Regions from separate parts of the Homo sapiens genome. Here region 2 is linked to region 1. A link is a contact called in ENCODE Hi-C or POLR2A ChIA-PET data. All regions are on one chromosome and are shown on one strand. The core of a region is the stretch at or near the end of the contact, and the rest is flanking DNA. Distances in the headings are between cores, read along the strand shown.

What was found. A loop is a pair of places that touch in the nucleus more often than their neighbours do. ChIA-PET counts read pairs that join two places held with the same protein, here RNA polymerase II (POLR2A). Pooled maps may share reads with other maps.
Region 2: a loop to region 1 is called in a map of dorsolateral prefrontal cortex, with 2.5 times the contacts of the local background. The contact joins two enhancer-like sites. A Hi-C loop is called at or near these places in 8 of 168 maps with a recorded cell type or tissue (IMR-90, K562, PC-9 and 4 more) and 1 of 50 pooled maps. POLR2A ChIA-PET finds 5 or more read pairs at or near these places in 5 of 52 experiments (A673, K562, PC-9 and 2 more).

The regions. Positions count from the first base shown.
Region 1 is chr2:26,860,693-26,866,531 of GRCh38, reverse strand. The region is part of intron 1 of DPYSL5 (dihydropyrimidinase like 5); the gene reads right to left. Among named protein-coding and RNA genes, the nearest start is that of DPYSL5, 15 kb to the right of the region's middle. Within about 2 kb of position 4,488, at least 2 of the 41 ENCODE cell types and tissues checked have a DNase peak (open chromatin) inside an H3K27ac peak, as active enhancers do.
Region 2 is chr2:26,910,382-26,915,716 of GRCh38, reverse strand. The region is part of intron 2 of DPYSL5 (dihydropyrimidinase like 5); the gene reads right to left. Among named protein-coding and RNA genes, the nearest start is that of MAPRE3, 58 kb to the left of the region's middle. RefSeq lists enhancers at 1,565-2,521, 2,710-3,347 and a silencer at 2,922-3,216. Within about 2 kb of position 3,081, at least 3 of the 41 ENCODE cell types and tissues checked have a DNase peak (open chromatin) inside an H3K27ac peak, as active enhancers do.

The sequences.
Region 1 (5,839 bases), core at 3,239-5,738:
ACAAAGAAAGAAAAAATAACAATTACAATGAACATTGTGTGTGTGTGTGTGTGTGTGTGTGTTTGCATAATGAGATGCATGAAAGGTGGTCACCAAACTGCTAATGGTGGCTATTTTAGGGTTGTGGGATTTCAGGTGTCTTGTTTTCTTCCTTACGATATCATTTACATTTTCCACAGTGAATATGTATTGTTAATAAAATCAGGGGAAAACTATACTCACCCAGTCAAATTTACTGAGCCTCTATTATGTGTCATGCACAGGACTAGATGTTTTATGTATTTCATTTCTTATCCTCACAGCAACACTGCAGTGAATGAGGCCAGTGGGGTTCAGAAGCGTTAGGTAATTTGCTTGATATCACACAGATTATTAGTAAGTGTGGAAGGGCAAGCTCTAAACCCAGGCTTAACTCCTAGACATTCTCTTTCCTGCCTTTACTCTGAATTCTCATTTAGGGGCTATGCTGTTCACAGGGCATTTATCCTTCATCTGGCCAACTCATATGTCACTTCACTCACCATGCAGACAAACACCCACCGGGTGCCCCTCACTGTCCCTGATGGTGGGGTTCAAAATGAGTGTTACAGAATCCTTGCCTTCAAGAACTGCAGGTCTCTATCTGTTAGATTTTAGTCTGTAATTGCTGGTGGGGGGCAAGGGCTGTGTGTTACAGATATCTGTGTTGACATCTGTGTTGATACTTGGCATAGGTCTCTGTAAATGTCCCAATTCATTGCTTACAACTGAGGAGTTTAAAGCACACACAAAAAAGCCATGAGCTATCTTTTCCAGCCTTTTGACTCTCTCTTCACCCATAAGGTCTTTCTAATGGGCCACACCTATTATGATAAAATGTTTATACAATAAAGTGGGCTCTGATGACTTCAAGCTCACCATGCATTTAAAAATGGACACAGGCCAGGTGTGGTGGCTCATTCTTGTAATACTAGCACCTTGGGAGGCCAAGACGGAAGGATCACGAGGTCAGGAGATCAAGACCGTCCTGGTCAATATGGTGAAACCCTGTCTCTACACAAAAAATTAGCTGGGCGTGGTGGTGCATGCCTGTAATCCCAGCTACTCGGGAGGCTGAGGCAGGAGAATTGCTTGAACCTGGGAGGCGGAGGTTGCAGTGAGCTGAGATCGCGCCACTGCACTCCAGCCTGGGTGACAGAGCAAGACTTCGTCTTAAAAAAAAAAAAAAAAAAAAAAAAAAGAACACAAAACCCTATCTCCACATCTTAACAAAGAACAGAGGACTCTACAGTTAGGAGGAAAGACCATGCTTTCTGTGCTATTTGTTGGCTATTTGGAGCATGAAGGATGTGAACAAAGGTTTCCAAAGAAAGAAGGAACAAGAGATGTTATTTTAATACAAAATCAGAAGGAGGAAAAAAACACATTGCATTTATGCACACAGTTTTCTTATTTAAATATACAGAAACACTAAATGTATTTTCAAAACTCATCATTGTATTGTCACTGATTTTAATTAGGAAAGAAAAATTGCTGAGGGTGGTCTGGAGGCTCAGGGCAACGAGGGGGTCTGTGAACGGATGTAGATGAAGACAAGGTCTCCTCATTTCTGACCCTCTTGGGCCCCCTTCTTTAGACCAGCAGCCTTGGACTCCCCTCAGCACATAGACCCCAAAGGCGAAGAGTCAGGAAGAGGTGGAAACAGGGGAGTACGGATGTGCTTAGTTGACCCCGGCCACCTTGGGCGTCTGTCCCCCTCTCCCCTGCTGCCCAAGCCTCCCTGCTCTCACAGGCCAGCCAAGTAGGTCCCTCTCCAAGTGCCTGGCCCTTCCTGCAGCTTCACACTCATCCCTCTGCCTAGCGTCTTCTTCCCAAATCCAGTCCAACACTCATCAGTGAAGATCTCTGCTGCATCCTAATGGCCAGGATGGTTCACGTTAGTCATTCTCTGTCACTTTACTGACAGTTGCACAATCTACACCCAGAAAGTGACTGAGACTTCTTCAAGACCAGCACCTCCATCCACCTTTTCCTTTCCGTGGTACTTAGATGGTGCCTGGCTAGTGGCAGATGCTTAGAGAATGTTAATCATCTTCCCCACCTTTCCCATCATCTACTCAAATAATCCTACTTTGGGATCTGCACCTGCTCTGGATGGAAAGCCATCTGGATGCTGTCAGCATTGTTGAGGCATAGCCCCTTTCAGACTGGGGCCCCAGGGGTGTGGCATGAGTAAGGCACTTCTTTCTTCCTGGAGCACTCTTGTGGGGCTAAACATTTAAACTGTGTGTAATTTCTTTTCTTTTATGAGACAGGGTCTGGATTCATTGCCCAGGCTGGAGTGCAGTGGAGCGATCTGGGCCCACTGAAACCTCCGCCTCCAGGCCTCAAGTGATCCTTCCACCTTAGCTTCCCAAGTAGCTGGGACTACAGGCGCGCACCACTACACTTGGCTAATTTTTGTATTTTTTTGAAAGAGATAGGGTTTTGTCATGTTGTCCAGGCTGGTCTCAAACTCCTGGGCTCTAATGATCCACCCACCTTGGCCTCTCAAAGTGCTATGATTACAAGTGTGAGCCACTGCACCCGGTCTAACTATATGTAATTTCTGAAATTCCTTGTATCTATTAAAACGAAAAGGAAATACTGTGAACTAGAGTGCAGACAGTGCATTAATTTTCTTAAGATTAAAAAATGTGGCTTCAACAGTCACAAAAGGCCACATATTGTACGATTCTATGTATATGAAATGTTTAGAATCAGCCAATCCCTAGAGACAATACGTAGATTAGTGGTTGCCAGGGGCTGGAGGGTTGGGGAAGAGATGGTAGTGGAAGAAACAGAGAGTGACTGCTAATGCGTATGGAGTTTCTTTTGGGGTGGCAAAAATGTGGTAAATTTAGACTATGGTGATGACTACACAACTCTGTGAACACACTAGAAACCATTGCATTGCACACTTAGTATGGGTGAACTCTATGGTATGAAAGTTGTATCTCAATACTCAATAAAGCTGTTCAAGCAGGCTTCAAAGATATTTCCAACTTGTACCAGGGTGCTGCAGGCCCAGCCCACAAGCTCCCAGGGGTATGAGCTCCTTTTCCTTTACCATTCTGGGCAAGATTTGAGAAGCAGTGATAGGAAAGGAATGGAAACTCCAGCCTGGTCCACAAGTCAAGAAAATAGGTACATGCCTGGGGGGCAGGTCAAGACTGTCCCACACTCCTGGTCAGCAGCTGAAACTGAGCCAGCTTAAAGGGGGAGGATGCCAATGGCCTGGGGCCCATGTCAGAGCTGTGGCCAAGAGTGCCAGGGCTAGTATGGCTCCACACAGCTGAACATTGGAGGAAGGGGTGGGCCAGGGGCAATGCAAGTGGTTGGCTCAGTGAAAAAGTGAAGGGACATTCTGGTGACATGTGGGAAGGGACTGGGCTCCCCATATGGATTCTGAGGAAGATAATTATGGAGGTGGGTGGTGGGGGAAAGGGAGCCTCTCCTCCCGCTGTGTTGGAGAGAGGCCCTCAGAGTGCATGTGTCAGATGCTACAGGGTCTATTCCAAAAAGGGGATTCCAAGGGGAGGGCACCTCAACAAGTCCCCTCCCCTCCACCTGAACAAAACCCAACAAAAACACCAGGGGCAGGCAGAAACAGCTTCTGGAATAGGCTGTACACATTGAAAATGGCCATGTAATGGGGTGCTGATCACTCCTGCAACTGCTTCTAGTAAATTCCTCTGCACAGCTCCGTCCCAGCCTCCCTTCCCACCAACTTAGTCAATACAGCTGCCCCACTCTGCTGGACCTCCACACAGAGGCTGGATGTGCCTGGCATCCCGGTGACTTCCACCAGCCTTGTCACAGTCAGGCACACAGCGGCTCTCTGCCAACATCCAGGCAGAAGCCAGGGAGCAGGTAGGGATGGGGAGGGGGAAGGAAGAGTGCAGACCCAGAAGAAAAATAATCAACAAACATGCAATGGCTTCCTGGGGCAAAATGAGCCAGGAAAACGTGGACAATAAATGATGAGATTATCATAGCTTGGGGGACCATACCTCCCAGTATGCCTGGCATAGACCCAGTTTATCCCTATAGACCCAAGTAGATCATTAATAGCAAATAATAATCACTCTCCAAAGTGCTCTGCTTTGAAATATAAATTATATGACCACCCAAGTGAGAGCACTTCAGGCAATTATTGTGAGATACATTCACGAAAAGAAAGAGAAATAAATTCAGCTCAACATATTCATTGATAACCAACTTGCTGAGGGGCCTTGCGCCAAGTGCCACAAGAGAGCCCTGTATTAGTTTTCTATGCTGTGTAACAAATGATCACAAATTTAGTGGCTTAAAACAACACAAGCTTATTTCCTCACACTCTGTGGGTCAGGAGCCCTGGGTCCTCTGCTTAGAGCCTCACAAGGCTGCAATCAAGATGCTGGATGAGCTATGTTTTCATCTGGAGACCTGCCTGGGGGAGAACTTATTTCCACACTCAGTCACATTGTTGGCAGAATTCATTTCCACATGGTTGCAGGCTCTCAGCTAGAGGACACCCTCAGCTCCTAGAAGCCACCAATTTCTTGCCAAGTGGGCTTTCCCAAAATAGCCACTTACTTCATCAAGCAAAAAGAGTCTCCAAAAGGAGTTTGCTAGCAAGATAAGGTATTATATAACATAATAAGGGAAAGGACATTCCCATCACCCCTGTTGTATCCTATTAGTTAGAAGCAGGTCACAGGTCCTGCCACATTCAAAGATAGAGGATTACATAAGAGTGTGAACACCAGGAGTTAGAGATCATGGCCGGGGGATGGCATGAATCTGTCTTCACGTCCTTAGAGAGAAAACATGTCCACAAGTAATTGAAACACAAGGCAAAATGAAATGAATGCTCTACATGAGGAAGCCAATTCTATAGGAGCATCCAGAGGCTTCCTAACCCATCATCCGAGACCAAAGAAGGCAAAAATCACCATTCTCTCTGCACCGATACCACTCACTGAAAGCTAAAGTGCCCTGTGGGTTCCTCCTCTGTGAAATGACTAAACGTTCTCTAAAGTTCTTTTAGACCCAATATCCTATGATGACACCTGGCCCAGTGCAGGTATTCATCAAGCACTTGCTGCCTGAAGGAAGGGATGAAGGGATGAGCAGACACACACATCACACACATTGTGAACCTGTGGGAAGGTTCACAATGCCCAGTTAGTGCTTCTCATCTTCTGTGTCCTACAGTTCCAACCAAGTTTTCCTCTGAATAAAAAAGACTCAAAGGGGAAATATTGGAAAAGCTATTTGATAGTCAGCAATAATGGGTCATACCTACTTCCTGATCTCAGAGCCTTTCTTGTTTGAATGGGCAGTCAAAAAAACACAGTCTGTCTGTTCAGTAAGCCTGAAAGCCCAACTCTGTATGCTTGTGTCTTATTTCGGAGGCCTGCATCTGGGGGTCCGTTTGGGAACATAAGCCATCCACATGGGCCCAAGAACTTCACCCTCCTCAAGTCTTGTTGAGTCTCTGACAGGGTGAGCCAGAGCCAGCCACGGGTGACAAATTATTATTACTGTTTAGACAGGTAAAACATAGACATGATAAACATTTAAAGCCATGTAAATTGTGAGTTTTCCCAGCTCCTCCCTGACCCCTCCAGAGACAAGCAACATCATAGGTTTTGTTGTGTTTCCTTCCATGGATGGTCTATGCATATTTAAGTATATATTTCACATTACATAATGTATTACAGAAAGGGTGGCACGCATTAAATATTGTTCTGCATTGTTTTCCTCCCATTCAATGATATATATTAGAGATTGTTCTACATCAGAACAGAAATACCTGCCTTATTCTTTGTAATGG
Region 2 (5,335 bases), core at 1,832-4,331, 51 kb before region 1:
AGGAGTGTTGGTCTGAGCCAAGGTGAGGCTTAGGAAAACCATTTGGAAAATGCACCGCAGAGTCAACCAGAGAGGCAGTAACAGGGCTTGGCTGAAGTTACCATGCTGTTGTAATGGGCCCACTCTGAACCAGGAGCTGGGGCACAGAAAGCACTCTGGAAGAGCTGAGGGGCTGGGAGCCCAGGGGTCAGGGATGGCCGACAAAGGGGTCCAGGCAGAAGTCCAGCACAGCCACAGAATGGGAAGGGGTCCCAGGGCATGCTGAGTTTGGTTTGGAGCTCAGAGCGACATTTGCATTACTCGGTTTGTTAGAAATGCAGTTCAATTCTCCGATGGTCCATGGAGGCAGGGCAATGGTGGGAGAAGCCTGAACTCTGGAGCCTGACAGACCTGGATTTGGTTTCTGGCTGTGTCCCTGAGGAGTCCCCTGGTCTTTAGTAAGTAGGCCTGGCTTGGGTGGATGGGGTACCATTCCCTGCAGGAGGTATCCCTGGAAGAGGAGTGGGGTTGTATGGAGGACACGGAGCGTGTTAGGTTAGGCTTTGGGGCATCCAAGGCACAATGTCCAGTAGGGAGGTGCACAGAGGTGGCTGGGCTGCAGCTGTAAATGGGAGTCATCAGTAACAGATTACACAGGAGGAGAGGGTGGGTAAGAGGAAGAGACACTCTGGAATAGGACCCTGAGAGGCCACAGCATAGGAGAGCATCAAGATTAAGACAAGACCAGGAAGGAGACTGGGAAGGAATTGCAAAGAAGTAGGAGGAAGCCCGGGGGTATGGGGTTATGGAAGCCAAGCAAAGCCTCTTACCAAGGCACAGAAACTTCCTGGGCTCACTGGCTTCAAGAAGAGGTGAGCTCCCCTTAGAGGTTAAGATGCAGGCCCTCCCTGGGAGTCCTGAGTTCCTGCTCCCCGTAGGTGAGTAGCCCAGGGACCTTTCTTGTCCCAGGGACAAAGAACACATCTGTTCAGGAAGCCCTGATTTCAGCCTGCCCTGGCTCCTGCTTAACAGGTGGACAGATCCCAGGTGCACCCCACACTGCCAGCAGCCACTGCTGAGAAGTGAGAGAAAGGTCTGTGATTCTGTGTGAAATCCCTGCTTCCCCTCCTCCCTTCAGCCTCATCAATAAAGAACAGGCCTGATTGGTAAGCTGTAGGGAGCAGCCAGGTCATGCATGGGTCAGGAGGCTGTGCAAAAGCCCCTGCCCCTCCTTCCCTTCTGTCACAAATTCCTAAGTACAAAGGGGCACTGGCTCCAGGGCTGCCCCAGCAATGCCTGGAAAGACTAGAGGACCCCCCAGGGAAAGATGGTTCCGAGGTCTGCAATTCTCACCCCTGGAGGGCTTCAAAGCAGCAAGGGGGCGCTCCCTTATAGAAGGCTCTTGGATGAAACTAGACACAGAGAGAATCTACCGGAAGGGTACAGACCAGCCCAAAGACCTGGTCCCTTTCTGCCTCCTGCATCAGCGCAGCGAGGTACTCTCCCATCTAATCTTCACAGCCATGTGAAACAGACATGGTCATCTTCTCAGTTTTTGAGAGACCAGCCAAGGCTGCGATCCAGGTATTTTTACTCCGTATCCCAGATTCTTCTGTAATACTGGAAACCGGTCTGATGCTGCTGCTGAAATAGTAACTCGGCACAGAACCTCCCAGCCTGGGCGATCCCTCCCTGGCTTCAGGGTCTCCCAGAGGGTGTACTTAAAATAGAACACTGATAAGTTAGTATATATATCAGCTCTAACACTTTTTTTTTTTTTTTTTTACATTTTGGAACTAGAAATACATGAACACCCACTGGTGAGAGAAATGTAAAAGCATGCATGGTTTTTATGGTGAGACACGAAGCACATTTCCATGCTGAAGACATTTCCTTTAAGCCCTGGAATGAATTGGGTGAATTCCCAGACATGGCAGATCAGCGAGTCCCAGGGATACAGAAGCAGCCTGCTAGCAAAAGTGACATCACTCTCACTGAAGTCATCAGGCCACTGTGGCATTAGCTCCTGGGTTTAACACACTTTCAGGAAAGAAATTAACATTTACTGACAGCCTACTATGTGCAATGTTGTTAATATTTATTATCTTACTTGATTCTCAAAATGACTCTGTAATGGAAAGCAGGAACTCAAATAGGTATTTGTACACCCATGTTCATAGCATTCACAGCAGCTAAAAGGTGGTAGCAACCTAGGTATCCATAGACAGATGAATGGAGAAGCAAAATGTGGTTATCTACATACAATGGAGTATTATTCAGCCTTAAAAAGGAAGGACATTCTGACACCCGCTGCAACATGAATGAATCTTGAGGACCTTATGCTAAGTGAAACAATCCAGTCACAAAACAACAAATACAGAATGATTCCATTGATATGAGGGACCTGGAGTAGTCAAATTCAGAGACAGAAAATAAGATGGTGATTGCCAGGGACTAGGGGAGGGAGGAATGGGGAATCACTGTTTAATGGGAACTTCTTATTCATTCACCCTCATCAATAGAGAGCCAGTGGGGAAGATGAAAACGTTTTGGAGGTGGGCAGTGGTGATGGTTGCACAACAATGCGAATGTACTTCATGCCACAGAACCATACGCTTAAAAACAGTCAAAACGGTAAATTTTATGTTGCATGTTTACACAATAAATACTTTTTAAAATAACTCTAGGGGAGGGGTTACTCCTCTCATTTTACAGATAAGAAAACTGGGGCCTGAGAAAATCACATAGCCAGACTCTAGAGCCCCCTGATTTCCTTTACACAATGCTGGAGTAGCCCTGGCCTGACGGAGGGGCTCCCCAGCTCCAAGATTCCTCAAAGAATGGAGAAAAACCCAAGTGAAATCGGACCTAACTGCAGCTTAGAAACAGAGGGGTAAGTGCGGCTTGGGCTTGAATTACAGGGCGAAAACTGAGAATTGTGCCAACATGTAAAATGATGAAATGAGGAGCTCCAGGCTTCTCTCTAATCCAGAATGATTATCTTCACTGCCGAGCATCCAATTTAAATTCATTGTGTTTAATACAAAGCCACAGTACGGAGCCGGCTGGCTCCCGACATGCGGTTTCCATGGAGACTGGAGAGGCTCCTCAGAGGAGCTGTGTGGCATAGGGAATGTGGCTGCCAGCTTCCGGAGAGCCGCTCTGAAACAGAGGCACACTGAGAGGCCCTTTGTCACCCACATCCTTAGCAAAACCCCTTCTAACCCCAAAAAGGGACGTTTACAGGCCAGCAGGCCATGATGATGTTTATTAAACATCCAGGCTACCCACGGATGCCAGAGAGCAATAAGACACATGTAACTCCGCTTTCTCCATCCTTCAGCTGCCTCAACGTGGCAAGACCCTCATTTTAGTCCCAAAGCTAAGGTGTGACAGTGCCATAAAGCTGACGAGAGGCCGCCCTGGAAATGTGGTTTCCAGGAACGGGGGCTGTGAGTCAATGGGCGGCAGACAGGCCTGCCCTGCCCTTATTAGCTTGGCAAGTTATTTCACCTCTCTGGGACGCTGCTTTCTGCCTGCAAAGGAAGGATGATAAGATCTGCCCGAGGGGCCTTCAAAGATCAAAATAAGTGATGAATGGGTGTGGAAGTGCTCTGATGGGTGGGCCTGAGGTCTGGACCTGACAGCTCAGGGGCATCCCGATTGCAGAGGGGTTGGGGGATGGACGCCTAACCTCAGGTCCTGTGAGAACCATGTGCTGCCACGCACCAGCTCGGGGTCTGTGGTCCCAGATCCCCTCAGGGGCTGAACACACCCCATTTTGAGCACTGTATTTTCCACCTGGTGGGAAAAATATATTCTTTGATGGCCACTAAGTCTAGGGCTTTGAGATTGAGAGCCAAAGTGCCCTCCTAAACCTAAGTCCTGGAGTGTGTTTTGCCTGGCAGTGTGAGAATCAAGGCACTAAACCAGAAAAGAGAAGCTCCAGCCCAGGCCTGACGGTAACAAAGGATTCTGTAAAGAATGGAAACCTGACTGAGGGAAAGGGAGAGGGGCGATGGTTCAGTGGTTAGATTCAGTCCAGGAAAAGTTTAATCCCAATCTAGTCCTTTCAGGAGCCCCCAGCCTACCCCTCTTCTCCACCAACTCTAAATCTAAGGCAAGAGGAAGCATGCGCTCTTCCCCTTGATGTCATTGTAATTTACTTTAAATTAGACATGGATGATACGAAGACAATATATTTACATCAATATTTATAATCATGTCATAGATTTTTCCCTCCAAATAACTTGAGAAAATTTTAAAGAAAATTCCTGACTTTTAGCCAACAGAAAGGGACCATGTTAAGGACTGAGAATGTTGATCAAGTGCTTGGTTAATGCATTCGTTTCTCTATGTTTTTGATTTGCAGCCTGCACTAAACTATTTGCTTCCAAGGACATAAAATAGTCATACAACTTTGAAAAAGAACAGAGTTGGAAGACATACACTGCCCGCTTTCAAGACTTACTGTAAAGTTACAATAATTAAGAGACTGTGGTATTGGTGTAAAAATAGACAAACAGATCAAAAGAAGAGAAGAGTCCACAAATAGGCTGGCACATGTATGGTCAATTGATTTTTGACAAGGGATAATCTTTTCAACAAATGGCTCTGGAACAATTGGATAGCCATTTGCAAAAAAAAAAAAAAAAAAACTGAACATAGATACCACATACCATGTATAAAAATTAACTTAAAACAGATCATAGACTGAACTGTAAAAGCTAAAATTACAAACTTCTAAAAGAAAACATAGGGGAAAATCTTAGAGACCTTGGATTCTGAAAAAATTTCTTGATTATAGCACAAAAAGCATGAAGTAGAAATAAAAAAATCGATAAATTGGACTTCAAAATTAAAAACTACTGCTCTTCAAAAAACACTTAAGAAAATGAAAAAGTAAGTAACAGACTGGGAGAAAAATTTGCAAAACATATATCTAATAAATGGCTTGTAATTAGACTATATAAACAACTTTTGGGCTGGGTGTGGTGGCTCACACCTGTAATCCCAGCACTTTGGGAGGCTGGGGCGGGCAGATCAACTGAGGTCAATCATTCAGGACCAGCCTGGCCAACTGGTGAAACCCTGTCTCTACTAAAAAAAAAAAAAAAAAAAGAAGAAGAAGAAAGAAAAAAAGAAAACAACTCTTATATTCAGATTTTTAAAAGCCAACAACTTACTAAAACATGGGTAAAAGGTGTGAGCAGACACTTCACTGAAAACATATAGAAGGCATATAGGCACATGTAAAGACATTCAACACTAGTCACTAAGGAAATGCACATTGTAACCACACTGAGATACCACTACACACCTATTAGAACGGCTAAAATTAAAAAGACTGACCACA